4 separate regions of the Homo sapiens genome follow, and regions 2, 3 and 4 are each linked to region 1. A link is a contact called in ENCODE Hi-C data. All regions are on one chromosome and are shown on one strand. The core of a region is the stretch at or near the end of the contact, and the rest is flanking DNA. Distances in the headings are between cores, read along the strand shown.

Region 1 (3,269 bases), core at 468-2,967:
GAAGTCTGTCCACCAGCAGTCACCCCTATGGCTTTGATATCAGTGGCAAGGACTGTGTCTTCAGTAAGAGAAGCCTCCCATGAGACCAGGGAAGGGCGAGGGCAGCGAAGCTGTGCCGATCTTAGGACAAATCACTTGATCCGATTAGAAAGATGGCAATGAACATATATGCAAAACTGTCTTATGGCTCCTCTAAGTTTTAAATGCTGTGAGCAGAGCAAAGGGCTAAAGACAGCGGGAGAGAGCTAAGCAAAGTCAAATCTACGGTCTTGTCAACAGAGAAGTACACTTCGCTGTCACCTTAAGGACTAGAGCACAAGGCCTGCAGTGAAACAATGCCACTTGGGGAAGGCGGCCAGGGAAGATCTGGGCCCAGGAGTGCAGACCCAAAAGACAGCGTTCAGGGCAAGGAGGTAAGAGTGTATGCTCAGGAAACAGCAGAGACACAGGCCTCATCATCCATGCCAAACTCTCCCCACTTCCTGCTTTTGAGGCAGGGCAAAAGAGTGAGGAGGACTCCTGGAGAAAGATGCCACTTACCCAGATCATGTATTTTATGATCCTGCTGGTGGCCACTGTGTATTCTTCTATCAGTTCTGCCAGGTAATAGAGTCCAGCCGCTGCAGGGTGGGAGGCAGGGAGACTATCAGCCAGGGTCACTCCCACCATCCTGGTCACCCCTCTCTCTGCAGCCCAGTCCCCATCCACCCTTCATGGACCCCAGAAGGTCAAGAACAAACCAAACATCCCATGTGTTGCCCTTCCAAGTCTGGAGAAGTAAAACTTTCTTAGGGCAACTAAGGACAAATCTCATAAAAATCAACGAAAGTCTGCATTTGATGCCACAGTACAATGATAACCTCTGGCTCAGAAAACGGAATTTCACGTATTCAATAAACACCTGCTGGGCACTTGGCATGAGCCAGGTCCCTGGGCTGAGAATACAGCTGAAAAAGACAGACAAGGGTCCTTCCCTGACCCAGCTTGGGAAAGGGAAGGGGAACAGTAGGGAGAGACAGACGAGTTTAGTGTGAGAAATGCTACTTTAGGGAAAGGACAGGGCACTGCTGGACCATCAACCCCTGTGGACTTCCCGGAAAAGATGACATCTCAACTGAGGCCGAATGGGAACCAGCCAGAGGAGAAGTGTCAAAGGTGGAGAGAGCAGGGAGCATGAAGGGCCAGAGGCGCAAAGGCGGCGGTAGGCGTTGGGGAAAAGTTCCGCGCGGCAGGCCCGCGAAGAGTGGGAGCCGCAGCGGTTAGCGGTCCGCAGACGCGGGGGCGGCACTCGAGTCACCCTTTCTCGGGCAGTGCCGGAGCGGACTCTGTGACACCTGGAAGGAGCCACGGTCAGGCCGGGCTGCCAGGCTCGACAGGAGGGGCAGGATCAGGCGGGAAGGGGTTGGGGCGGCGAAGGCCGGGAGCGCCGGGCAGTGGTCCCCCGAGTGGCTCCGAAACCCCCGCGATGCGACCCCCAACGAGCACCGATGCCGGGGCGGGAGCCCGCGCGGGCCGGGGTCGTGCAGTCTCACCGACAGCCAGCGTGATGAAGGCCACCTGGATGAAGAGCGACAGCCAGCTCAGCAGGTACATGAACCACATGGCGCCCCCACCCGCCCGCTCCCCGGCCACCGGGACGGGCCTGCGCGCTTCGGCTCCGGCGACACACAGCCGCCACCGCCGCCGCCGCCGCCGCGTCCCCGCCCCGCGGACGACAGGACGACGGTGCGCCGCCGCCGAGAGGAGCCCGGCCCTAGCGCTGCCCGGGGCCAGGCTCGCGCTAGCGCCGCCCGCCGGAGAGGAGGGCCAACCGCCGCTGCCCCGCCAGGATCCCCCGCTCCACTGAGGGGAATGAATGCAGACCGCTGCAGCCAGAGGGAGGCGGGACGGTGCCCAGGGGCGGAGACGACCAAGCGCCCATACTGGGGCTCGGAGTGCAGCCTCCAGTCCCTCCCTGTGCACTCCCGTACCAGCCTGGAGGTGGTCCAGGGCCGGACAGGGCCGCCCGACCGCGCCCCAGCAACCTCCCCAGAACCTGCCTCCCGGCAGGTTGCGGACAAGTCTGTCTCTTGCTATCGCAGGTGATAGGGACAAAATTATTGAATTCCTAATATGTGCCACGCTCTGTGATAAAGGCGAGGTGTGTTCTTGTCGGAAATTTGAGCAGATAATGTAAATCATTTTATAGACGGGGAAGCCGGGGCCAAAGGAAGTTGCCCTGGGTCATGCACCTAGGAAGCGGCACAATCAGGAGTTGGGGTGATTTTAATCGGTCATCCTCCGGCCTAATTCCCCTCTAGGCTGTTCTTTTGGGGTACATTCTGCACCTTTGTATCGCCTGCACCTCACCCCTTGCCGGGCACGCAGGGCGTCCGCTAGGCGCTGGATGCATTTACTACACCTCTGGGAGGGTTCCTGAGGGGCACCTGGAACCGGTTAGTCCTTGTCAACAAGTCTCCCATCTAGTGGCGGAGACAGGCATGCAAAATAAAGTATGTAGAACAAGAGTCTAGTAGGCTTATTTCAGAATCATATTTTTCCTGCATAAAAATACGTATTCCTAAAAAAAACAATTACCGTATGATTTAGCAATTCTACTTCTGGGTATATACCCAAAAGAACTGAGAAAGCAGAGACATTTGTATACCAATATTCATAGCATTATTCACAATGGTCAGAAGAGGGAAGCAACCCAAATGTCCATCGGTTGACGAAAAGATAGACATAAAGTGCTATAAACATACAATGGAATATTATCTAGCCTTAAAATGAAGTGAAATTCTGACACATGCTACAACATCAATGAACCTTGAAGGCATGATGCTAAGTGAAATAAGCCAAATAGGGAAGGACACACATTGTATGATTCCCCTCATATGAGGTACCCAGAGTAGTCAAAATCATGGGCAGAAAGTTAAATGGTGCTTGCCAGGGTCTGGGGGACAAAGAATGGGGAGTTACTTTTTAATGGATACAGGGTTTCAGTTTGGGAAGATGGATGGTGCTGATGGCATCACAACAGTGTGAATGTGCTTAATGTCACTGAATTGTATACAGTGTTACAGAATTGTAAAATGGTTAAAACGGTCAATTTTATGTTATGCATAGCTTCCCCCTCCCCCCAACAAAATACATAAGATTACAAAGCCCATCCTGGCTAACACGGTGAAACCCAGTCTCTACTAAAAATACAAAAAATTAGCCGGGCTTGGTGGCGGGCGCCTGTAGTCCCAGCTACTCAAGAAACTGAGGCAGGAGAAGAGCGTGAA
Region 2 (3,638 bases), core at 741-3,240, 2.7 Mb before region 1:
TAAGGAAATTCTATTAAAGCACTGAAATGCAATTCTTCACTTCAAAAGACTATGCCAACAAAAAGATTATATGATGAATGGCTATGATCTTCCTAAATTGTTTTGTGACTTTCAGGTGCCAAAGTTGCCTCTCTGAGCTGCCTCGCAAGTTGGCAAGGAAAAACTTTCTCTACACATCAAAATCGGCAATCATTTAAGTCTGCTCTTAATCTGGGTTTTAAGTGCACCAGTAAGCACTTACTCATTTGCCCTATATTTTAAATAAAAGCTGACTTACCTGAATATTCTAATTTCACGTTCTTCCCTTAAAATCGATTTCACCAAATCGATTTTAAGTTGTAAGCAACAGCATTCCTCCCTTCAGTAATCCACCACGTACACTGAAGCACTTAAATTCTACATACAGGGTGGGATACCATACAGTGGAAAAGATGCGAGAAATTACCCACCGTCAACCAGTTTAAGTCTTCTGACAACTGTTCAAAGACTTTTAGAGAAAGCCTAATAACTGAATCGCATGATGGAGTATCTGATATACGCGGAATAGCACTCTGAACTTTCTCTACTGTGTATACAACTCTTGATTACAAAGAGGAAACTAACGACTAGGGCTTCCCCGAGCGAGAGAACCGGTAAGGTAACAGGCTAAAAGGGCGTCGTTGATTTCTTGGCTGCAGCGACAGAGGCGGGAGACACACCCCTAGCGTCGGTCTGAAACACTACAGCAGCGAATTCTACCTAGGGATTAATGTGAGGGTAAGGAAAGACAAATTAAAATCGCCATGATTCAAAAACAACCACTCCAAGAGAGAGACACAAGAAGGTACCAAAGAAAATGAAAAAACCCTTGGTAGTAACGGAAGCATGAAAAATTAAGCGCCCCCATTTCTCCCAAACCAAGTTCGCGTATGTTTTCGTGAACAAACACCTTGGATCTTTCCGGTTCGCCAGGGCAGCGAGCAAAGCAGCAGCGAACGGAAACCCCGCAGGGCTGCGCACCGCAGCTAAACCGACGCTCGCAGGAGAGGGGAAGTGAGTGGCAGGGTTCCCTGCCAAGACTCACTGCTGGGAAACAGGCAGTGAGTGGAAGCAGCAGCAGCTCTGGAGAGTAAGTGGGTCTTATGTAAAGTGCCATTTGCCACATATTGTTATTTCCAAAGGATTTCAGAATACCCTCGAACTCGAAAAACAGAGTGAGTGTGGAGGGGAGGGGGGTGCTCCACGTGGAGGAGGGTCGCGAGAAGGAGAGTGCGCCGGGCTGATGGTCAGCGGTGCCCGCGGGGGTCGATGCCGGGCGGGACCGGCGGCGCGGGGGTGGGGCGACGGCGGGGCGGCGGCCGAGCAGCAGAGGGGCGCCCCGCAGAGGCCGGGGGCGGGCGCGGGGGCCCCGCCGCCGTCCTGTCAGCAGCCGCCCCGCCGCCCTCTCCGGCTCGCCCGCAACCGCCGCGGGACCCGCCGGGCCCGGGTCTCTGGAATTTTCCACGGGGGACAGCCGACCGGGGGCGTCGGGGCTCGCCCCCGCACCCGACCCGGACGGCGGCAGTAGGGGGAGGGATGGTGCATCGAGGAAGCCAAGGTCTCACCATTTTGCTCGGCGGGTCGGCGGCTCGCTGGCTCGCTGGCTCGGAGAAGTGTTGCGCTCAGGCTGGCTCGCAGGAAACGGCGGCGGCGGCCCAGCTGCGGCCCTCGGGTCGCCGGCGGGGAGGGGGCGCGCGTGGGGGAGGGGAGGCGGCGCCGCGGGGCCCGCGCCGGCCGGGCGATTGGGCACGCGAGGGAGCGGGCAGGGTAGGGGGAAATAAATTAAGGTCGAGATTCAGAGCCGGAGAGCGCGGGAGGAGCAGCGGCGAGAGGCAGGAGAGGCAGAGAAGAAGAAAGGAGGGGGAGAGGGGGCGAAGACGGCCGGGAAACTCGGGGGCTGCAGCCTCGCGCTCGCGCCGGAGCCGTGACGGACTCACTGCAGCGGCTCGCGCTGACCCGCAACCTCAAGGCACGAAAAAAGGGGAGGGCGGAGAGGGAGGGGAAAGCGGAGTGCTGCAGCGCGCGGGGCGGGGGCGGGGCTTCCGCGAGCGCCGCACATCCGGGAACCTGCGCGCCCCGCTGGGCGGCGAGTGCCGCGGCGCTCTGGCGAGCTCTGGTTGGGGAACGCTGAGCGCGCGGACCACGTTCGCCCCTCAGCCGGCCGCCCCTTGCGTGCAGGGTGGGGGGAGGCCAGGGGCGGGGGCGCGGACGTCGGTGACGTCGCGTGGCGGAGCCCTTCCGGTCATGTGGCTGGAGGCGGGCGGGGAAGAAGGCAAGGCTGGGAGGGGAAGGAGGAAATGCGAGGGTTCCCCGGCGGGAGGAAGCGCGAGGGGTGCGCGAGTGCTAGCGAAAGGGGGACAGGGGCCCTGGAGTGGAAGCCTTGCGGGAGAGGAGGAGCAGAGGAGCAGTCTTAGGGTGTCAGAACCACCCGGATGCCGCACCAAAAAACAGGAAAAATCCAAGTCCTGCGAGAGGCAGTCAAAGGTATCTGTGCATCCGTGTACCGACTTGGATCCACTACAGAATTGCACGGCCCATCAGGACTGCTGTCACCCCGGTGCAGCACCCGCAGGCCCATCTGTAATATGAATTGGCAGAGTCAGGAACCAGGTTGCAAAGACAGAGAAGCGAGCCAAAGCTGGCCGCAGCCCGAGGCGTGGGGAGAACCTGGGCAAACGAGGAGAAGGGATACTTCCCACTCGCAGAAAGACTTTCCACCCAGCTCTGCATTCCCATAAACCGTCCAGACTCCCCTTTGGCGGAGTCCATCAGTTTTTGTTTAAAAAAAGAAAAAAACTCGAATGTAGATTGCCCGCTTATCCTTTTAGTAGAGCTATATCCACTCCTGTGGCAATTATCTTCCCAGAAAATTCAGATTACAATAGGAAATTACATCCAGAAAAGCATAAGGAGGAAATTTATGTTCGAGAGAAGAAATAAAGCTGTCAGGAGAGGTGTGATGAGGATAACGAAGAAAACATTTTGCAACTATTTTAACCAGTTATTCCTTTACAAGCCTTGATAATCGCCCGCACTCGTGTGTGTTTGAGAGTGTGTGTGTGTGTGTGTGTGTGTGTGAGAGAGAGAGAGAGGATGTTTTCTGAGTGATCGGAAACTCCTTATTGATAAAGCCTTTGAGTCATTTTATAAAAAGCCATTGTGTTGTTTTTTTTTAAAAAAGTCTTAATGATCCTTACATGAGAACTTTATTCTTTTTATGTGCTAATTATTTTTCCATATGATGAGCATGCATTTTTTTCTAATAAACGCTCAGCGATTTGCCCTAGGACTAAATGGTTCCTGTCTCTCTTTCTCTCTGTCTTTCTCTCTCTGTCAATCCCCCCCTCCCCGCCCCTCCATCCCTCCCCTTCCCCCTTCAGGAGCTACTTTGCTTCTGTGTCAGGATGAATAAGGAAAAGAACTTAGACATAACAAGCTGTGTCACACAGTGAATGTATCAAGGAAAGGCCAAGAAGGGACACTTTCTTCCACAAGTTTCTTGATTTAAATATGTTGCTATTTGATACTAACATATTACAGAACAAGAAAAAGTCCCTAGGGTATATGTGTAACGTTTTCTAGGTATACTATTTAAAATTAGTTTTTTATCATAAAAAGAC
Region 3 (3,160 bases), core at 619-3,118, 2.2 Mb after region 1:
AGCTGTCTTTGTTTACTGCCCAAATCACAGCCATCAGTTAGAGCTCCCATGGCTTGGCACTGGGCTATACAGTCCTGGGAGTGGGGACTCCCTCTCGGATACAAATACACCCCCAGAAAGCCTTCCTGGACTAGCGTCAAACTCACTCCCTCCTCCCCAACCCTTGCTTGCCTTTGTGTGTGCTTATTTGTGTAAGTTGTGGGTATACGTATGTGCTCACTTATGTGCATAGATGTATACATTTATGTGCTTGTGTAGGTGTAAACGGTTTGTGCGTGTGTGCCCACGTGTAGGAATGTGTGCTCCTGTGTACATGTGAATGCTCACATACATATCTCCAGCCTGTAGTATCCTTCCTTAGCTGTCCCTTCTGGTCGCACCCTAAGTCACCTGGGTCGGCGCTAGTGGGCGGGGAGGGGCGAGTGGGGAGATCTGCTTTGTCGTGGGAAGGTGAGGAGTCAGAGCTTCAGCCTCAGGCTGCGCCCACTTTATGTCCTTGGACCACCACCCACTTATTCCGGCCGCCCGCTCCCAGACCTGTCCTGCTCTGAACTCGCAGGGTCCCCAAGGTGACCCTTGGCCCCCAACCCGAGACGCGCGCAAGCTGGACGGCCAGCCCCGCCCTGCAACGCAGTCCCACCCGTTGCCGCTCACCGTGGGCCGCGACGCACGCGGGGAGCCAGAGCACGAGACAACACCAGCCCGCGGCGCCGGGGACCATCTCCAGGGCCGGGCCCGGCCCGGCGCCGCGTTTCCTCTCGCCGCCCCGCCGCGCGTCGCTCGCAGGACTTCAGCCTGACAGCTGCTCCGGCCTCCCGCCCACATACCCGCTCTCGCCGCGGGCTGGACGACGGGAACGAGGCTCAAGGCTGATTGGCTCTGACGCCTGCTCATGTAGCCACACTTTCCGCCTCTGCGCCTTAGCCTACTTCCTATTGGTCGAGAGAAGTGGAGCCGGGGGCTGATTGGCTTAAACTCTTAACAGCTACAACCGGCCTTCGCCTCAGCCCCGCCCCAGCATACTCTCCGGGTCCTCGCTGGCGGTGGGCGGGCCAGGGAGGACAAGCACTGGAGGTGTGCCCGTAGCCGGACTTGCTTCAGCTGTCGATAGTCGAGGCCGTTAACCCTTGCGGTCTCGGTCCTGTCCACTCCAAGGCCGCCTCGATTGACGACGATTAGCCTTCTCCCAGCTGCGCTTCCCTCCTCCCAGCTGCGCTTCCCTCCTCCCCACGCCTTCACGGGAAGGCACTCGTCTTGCGCCAGGGGGTCTTCCGCCCAGTGCCACCAACGCTTGCGCGCTCACCGTGGATAGGCGCTGGGGCCGCGGCCTGGCGCACGCCATCCACGAGGAGCCTCTGGCCAGTGCAAAGCCAGAAAACGGGCATTGGGGGCAGCTTCCCACGCTCGTCCCGTTGACACTGACTATGTAACTGTGACACTGGACACCTTGACCTCTCAGCCTCCTTTCTGTCATCAGTAAAATGGCCTTAATAGGACCAACGCAATAGGGTTGTGAGGATTAAATGAGATCGCTCACGTAAAGTGCTTTGGCACCAGCCTATCCCACACTTTGCGTCCCACACTTTTGCCTTTATTGCATTCCTTGGTCTGGCGTCCGGGGATGGAGGAGGGTGGAATTAAGTTAGTAGGTGATGCGGGCCGAGCAAAGACCCTCCGTGCTCTAAGAAGCACGACCGAAATGCGGCGACCCCTCTTTAATGAACGCCCCTCACTAGAGAGTCCCCGAAGCCCAGCCTCAGGTCCTTCTAGCCGCACCGAGTCGGTGGTAACGAACCATAGAGTAGCGGAAGTGGTCCGTTCTCTTCCTCTCCCGGCCCAAGCTTCTGGGTATTTCTATTGCGCGAGGCATTGTGGGTTGCTGGGCGGCCCGGTCTCGGAGAAGAGGGGAGAGTGGCGGGCCGCTGAATAAGCTTCCAAAATGATGGTGAGTGGCGTCTCGCGCATCCGTCGCCATCAGCTGCCATCTGGCCGGTGGCCGGCGCCGCTCGGCCTGGGCTTGCTCTGTAGGACCCTCTTTTGCTTGCCGCCTCTGTCCTCGCCCAGATCCCCAGCTTAGGGGCGACCCCAGCCAGCCGCGGCCTGGCTCGGCCCGAGCACGGCGCTGGAGCCGTTGGCGAGGGCTGCGTGGGGCTTTAGAGGAGTCTCTGGGCTGGCCGGTTGGGGACTACAAGTCCCAGGGTGCTTCGGGCCCGCGAACCCACGTCGGGGACCTCTTTTTTAGCCCCGCATGATCGGGACTTGCGTGAAACGAGTGCAGGTCGGCCGTGGTTACGCGGTCGGCAGCTAGACTTGGAAGCTGGGGCTGCTCTGAGATTTGCGGGCTGTAAAGACGTGTGCTTCTTGGAACCGGCACAGGCACATTGGGGACCTCATATTGTGCCCGCCTAGGGACTCACTATGTTCACTCGCTGACCCTCACCGCAGCGTGCAGAGAAGCAGACGCCTTCCCTAGTACTTTTAATTCATTCACTCATTCGCTCAGTCATTAAATAAACGCGTCTTTAGTGCCTACTGAATGTACCAGGCCCTGGTGGTTGCTGGGGGTTGCAGCCTCTCAGCCAGGAGAACGGGAAAGGTAGATGGAGACACTGTATCGGAGGTGGGAAGACCCAGGCTCGGACTCTGGTGACATAAGAAAGGCTTTTCTAGTTGGCTACCTAACTCTGGGTCTCGTTTTCTTGAAATTTGGGGCGAGGGAGTTGCTGTGAGTCCTGGAGCCACCTAAAGTGCTCCTTGTAGCCCTACTTCCCACACTTCTTTTCTCTGTCTCTCGGAGCTTTAGATACTTTCCGTGGGTCCCAAGCCTCGATGGTATCTCCTGGGTTGTTATTGAGTAGGGCCAGCTTCCGAGGTGGTGTTTGACCCTGACTGAGATACTGCTTTCTGTGCACTTGGCAGTTCACTTATTCATTTTGGCCTGTCCGACTCTATCTTCTGCTCTTTTCCTGCTTCCTGCAGCTTTTCTCTGTCCTGTTAGGGACGCAGACACCTTTTAGGTGTTCTACCAAATGCCCTATGAATCCCGCTTGTACCCAAGGTAGAAGGAAATTAGCATTTAACAGTACTTCCTCTCCCCTTTATGTCTCTAGCATTGCTCATTCTTGAAGTCGTCTTCATCTTCTGTGCAGAGGCAGCATAG
Region 4 (3,177 bases), core at 549-3,048, 2.8 Mb before region 1:
ATGTAAAGAAATTTTACTTTGTGTAGAAATCAGGAAGGGCATCATACATTAGATAATCTGAACTGAACATTGGAATAGCAACAGGTAGCCAGGCTTGGTGGCTCACGCCTGTAATCCCAGTATTACGGGAGGCCGATGTAGGCAGACTGCTTGAGCCCAGGAGTTGGAGACCAGCCTAGGCAACACGGTGAAACCCCATCTCTACCAAAATAAAAAATAAAAAAATAAAAAGTACAAAAAAATTAGTTAGGTGTGGTGGCACACACCTGTAGTCCCAGCTACTTGGGAGGCTGAGGTGGGGAGGCGGAGGTTGCAGTGAGCTGTGTTTGCACCACAGCACTCCGGGCTGGGTGACAGATTGAGACCCTGTCTCAAAAAAAAAAAAAAAAAAAAAAAAGCCACTGGTTACCAGAAGCTAAGTGATGAACAATACAAGGAACGAAGGAAAGGTAGAAAAAAATAAGCCATGTTTCATGTTTGTCATTCAGGGAAACTTAAAGCGGGATGGGGTCTTACATACTTTCTATTCTAGGCTTAACAGTCCAAATTGTATTCATCCTTTATCTACCAGTTTAATCCCTACCTCCTCCAAGCAGATTCTCTCCATAGGTTTTGATCCCCAGAGTTAACCTACCCTGCACTTGTAGTCTATTACAACCCTGATCTGATAATGACTGATCATTTTTTCAGGTAACAAAATCAACACTTTTTAAAAACTATAAACAGCTATAAAATGCTAGTTACTATCATTATTCTCTAATTCTTTCACTAGTAATCTTCAAAAAAACCTTGCAAACCTAATCTTTCCACACCCTGCTTAAATCCTTTCAGTTGTGTCCGTTTTTTCTTAGAAAAAAGGCATAAATCCTTTGAATGTCCTACAGATCTTGCAATGTCTGGTTCCTGCTTATCCCTCTAGTTTCTTAAGGAGATAAACTTCTTCCCATCACTGAGCTTCTGCATGTGCAGAAGCCCTGGAAACCTTGTCCTTTACTCCTAGTTTGACCTAGTTAGCTTCTGCACATACCAAAATCTGTTTTCATTCATCCCAAATCTGTTTTCACTCTCATTGAACCGTAACCGTGTTCCTTTGTGTGAGACAACTCATCTCGGTTTGTATTTATGTATCGTTGCTTTGATTATTGAACTGAGTATCTCTCCCACTAGAAAATAAACTCCATGAGATGGGGGACATTACCATTCACATCCCTGGGAATACCAGGCACTCAGCTGATGCCTGTCGAATGTGTTAGGTTGCCTCTTCCAACCACACTGCAGGCATCCTGGTGCCCGCTTTGGCTGGACTGCACTGGGGGTGGCAGGACGGTTGGGCGCGGAGGAACTACCCCGCGGATGAGAAGAAAGGTTTTAAATAGGAAACATTCCTCAGTCGGCGGTCAGCTTCTCTGGTCTCGCGCGGCTCAAGCCATGCTTTGGGGGACGCTGGGCGAAGGCTCTGGCAAAGAGGAATGCAGACCCCAGGATCCGCACTCGCCCCCAACGGCAGTCCGGATCCTCGACCCGGCACCCACCTCCCGAAGCAGCTTCAGGTCCCCGTGCTGGATCTCGTACAGCTGAATGACGCCGGTGCCCCGTGCGAAGTTGCCCATGGTCACAAATTTGGCGCTGCAGGGCACCCACTTACAGTCAAACACCGTGTAGTTGAAGCCCTTCTGGATATGGGCGATGATCTGAGGCTTCTCGAAGGCCGACATGGTGCAGCCAATTTCAGCTACGGCAACCGCCACACCCAGAGCCCCCAAAAACGGCAACCTGGAAACCAGACTCCAAACATTGGCAATTTGTCCCTCCCGCTTTCCGTATTCTGCCCCAGATGCCCTGGCATGTTGGCTGTAGTTATCCCCGGATAATGCCAGATGCGCTCCTGCGATCGCACAGAATGTTCCTTCACAACAGCACGAATTTGTTTATCGCCTTTACCCACTGCCTTTCGCACACATACATACTAGAGATTACAAAATACTTGGGCTGGGAGTTGCGCGGCTGGAGTGAGCCCAAGACCATCAGGCATATCTTAGGACAGCCTAACCCCGTTTTCCCCCCCACCGGCCCCAAATCCTGCAGGTCCCCGGCCTGTGACGTTTTAGGAAAGGGGCGGAGCTGCAGGGGTGGTTGGCTGAGGCTGGCTTCTGCGTGGTGCAGCTGCGCACGTGTTTCAGCCGGCAGCGCTTTAAGATTTCCGGGGATGGAATCCGAAATGGAAACGCAGAGCGCCAGGGCAGAGGAGGGCTTTACCCAGGTCACCCGCAAGGGTGGCCGACGGGCGAAGAAACGACAGGCTGAACAGCTGTCCGCAGCAGGAGAGGGCGGGGATGCGGGCCGCATGGACACAGAGGAGGCCAGGCCGGCGAAGAGGCCCGTCTTCCCACCCCTCTGTGGGGACGGGCTCCTGGTATGTGGCTGGGACCCTAGGACAGCAACGAGGCAAGGGCCAGACGCGGATCAAGCCGATGGCCTCTGGAGAATGTTGAAGCTGCGGTGGGGCTGTTCTGCCGTGATGCTCAGAGAGAAGTGATTCTTTGAAGTGTAACTAGTTCAGTTAAAGGAGGCCCTTTGTGGATCAGATGTCATTTTAAACTCCATCACCGTCCCTCCATAGCCTTCTGAGTTGTGTGTTCTTTTATTTACAGAGTGGGAAAGAAGAAACAAGGAAAATTCCAGTCCCAGCTAACAGATACACACCATTGAAAGAAAACTGGATGAAGATATTTACTCCTATTGTGGAACATTTGGGACTTCAGATACGCTTTAACTTGAAATCAAGGAATGTAGAAATCAGGGTAAGGAAAATCTCAATCATTTCCCAATACACCAGGCTTTCTCTCCTACAGAGATGAAAAGGCATGAATAGGCTTTACTTAATGGGACTTTTCTGTTGTATGGTTTTTGTCCAGTTTAAAAATTTACCATATTGAGTTTGAACTTCCCAAATGCCTTAAAAATCTGCATTCGATACAAATATTAATTGAATTTGTAAATTAGTTCTGAGATCACACCAAAATACTGGCTCTTCTTCTGTGTATCTTTTATAATGTTCTATGTCAAATTGAGAAAAGGTCGAGTAAAGAGATTGCCATAAACAGAAGCAGGTAAATAATGAATATAAGCACTTGCTGCTTTACAAGAAGTATATACAGTCAGCGTCGGGAATATGTT

Evidence for each region. Hi-C counts contacts between places; a loop is a spot of excess contacts on that map. Pooled maps may share reads with other maps.
Region 2: a map of naive thymus-derived CD4-positive, alpha-beta T cell shows a loop between it and region 1 (6-fold over the local background). The contact joins the promoter of PPP3R1 here to the promoter of TEX261 in region 1. A Hi-C loop is called at or near these places in 1 of 168 maps with a recorded cell type or tissue (naive thymus-derived CD4-positive, alpha-beta T cell), 1 of 37 single-sample maps with no recorded cell type and 6 of 50 pooled maps.
Region 3: a map of CD8-positive, alpha-beta T cell shows a loop between it and region 1 (17-fold over the local background). The contact joins the promoter of CCT7 here to the promoter of TEX261 in region 1. A Hi-C loop is called at or near these places in 6 of 168 maps with a recorded cell type or tissue (CD14-positive monocyte, CD4-positive, alpha-beta T cell, CD8-positive, alpha-beta T cell and 2 more), 13 of 37 single-sample maps with no recorded cell type and 17 of 50 pooled maps.
Region 4: a map of CD4-positive, alpha-beta T cell shows a loop between it and region 1 (6-fold over the local background). The contact joins the promoter of DNAAF10 here to the promoter of TEX261 in region 1. A Hi-C loop is called at or near these places in 2 of 168 maps with a recorded cell type or tissue (CD4-positive, alpha-beta T cell and naive thymus-derived CD4-positive, alpha-beta T cell) and 5 of 50 pooled maps.

The regions. Positions count from the first base shown.
Region 1 is chr2:70,993,156-70,996,424 of GRCh38, forward strand. TEX261 (testis expressed 261) reads right to left here and starts at 1,718. Exons shown (of 6, transcript NM_144582.3): 1 at 1,533-1,718; 2 at 541-620. The coding sequence starts at 1,602. RefSeq lists silencers at 1,290-1,379, 1,410-1,939 and an enhancer at 2,480-2,529.
Region 2 is chr2:68,250,542-68,254,179 of GRCh38, forward strand. PPP3R1 (protein phosphatase 3 regulatory subunit B, alpha) reads right to left here and starts at 1,991. Exons shown (of 6, transcript NM_000945.4): 1 at 1,584-1,991. The coding sequence starts at 1,586. PPP3R1-AS1 (PPP3R1 and CNRIP1 antisense RNA 1) reads left to right here and starts at 1,062. Exons shown (of 2, transcript XR_001739527.2): 1 at 1,062-1,193. RefSeq lists silencers at 1,311-1,420, 1,601-1,650, 1,911-2,350 and an enhancer at 2,441-3,110.
Region 3 is chr2:73,232,440-73,235,599 of GRCh38, forward strand. It overlaps CCT7 (chaperonin containing TCP1 subunit 7), which reads left to right and starts at 1,869. Exons shown (of 12, transcript NM_006429.4): 1 at 1,869-1,945. The coding sequence starts at 1,940. It overlaps PRADC1 (protease associated domain containing 1), which reads right to left and starts at 800. Exons shown (of 5, transcript NM_032319.3): 1 at 655-800. The coding sequence starts at 721. RefSeq lists a silencer at 847-1,056 and enhancers at 1,344-1,875, 1,517-1,566, 1,687-1,756.
Region 4 is chr2:68,155,729-68,158,905 of GRCh38, forward strand. It overlaps DNAAF10 (dynein axonemal assembly factor 10), which reads right to left and starts at 1,799. Exons shown (of 8, transcript NM_138458.4): 1 at 1,533-1,799. The coding sequence starts at 1,715. It overlaps PNO1 (partner of NOB1 homolog), which reads left to right and starts at 2,160. Exons shown (of 7, transcript NM_020143.4): 1 at 2,160-2,413; 2 at 2,652-2,801. The coding sequence starts at 2,207. RefSeq lists enhancers at 1,042-1,974, 1,432-1,571, 1,852-2,091, 2,372-2,471.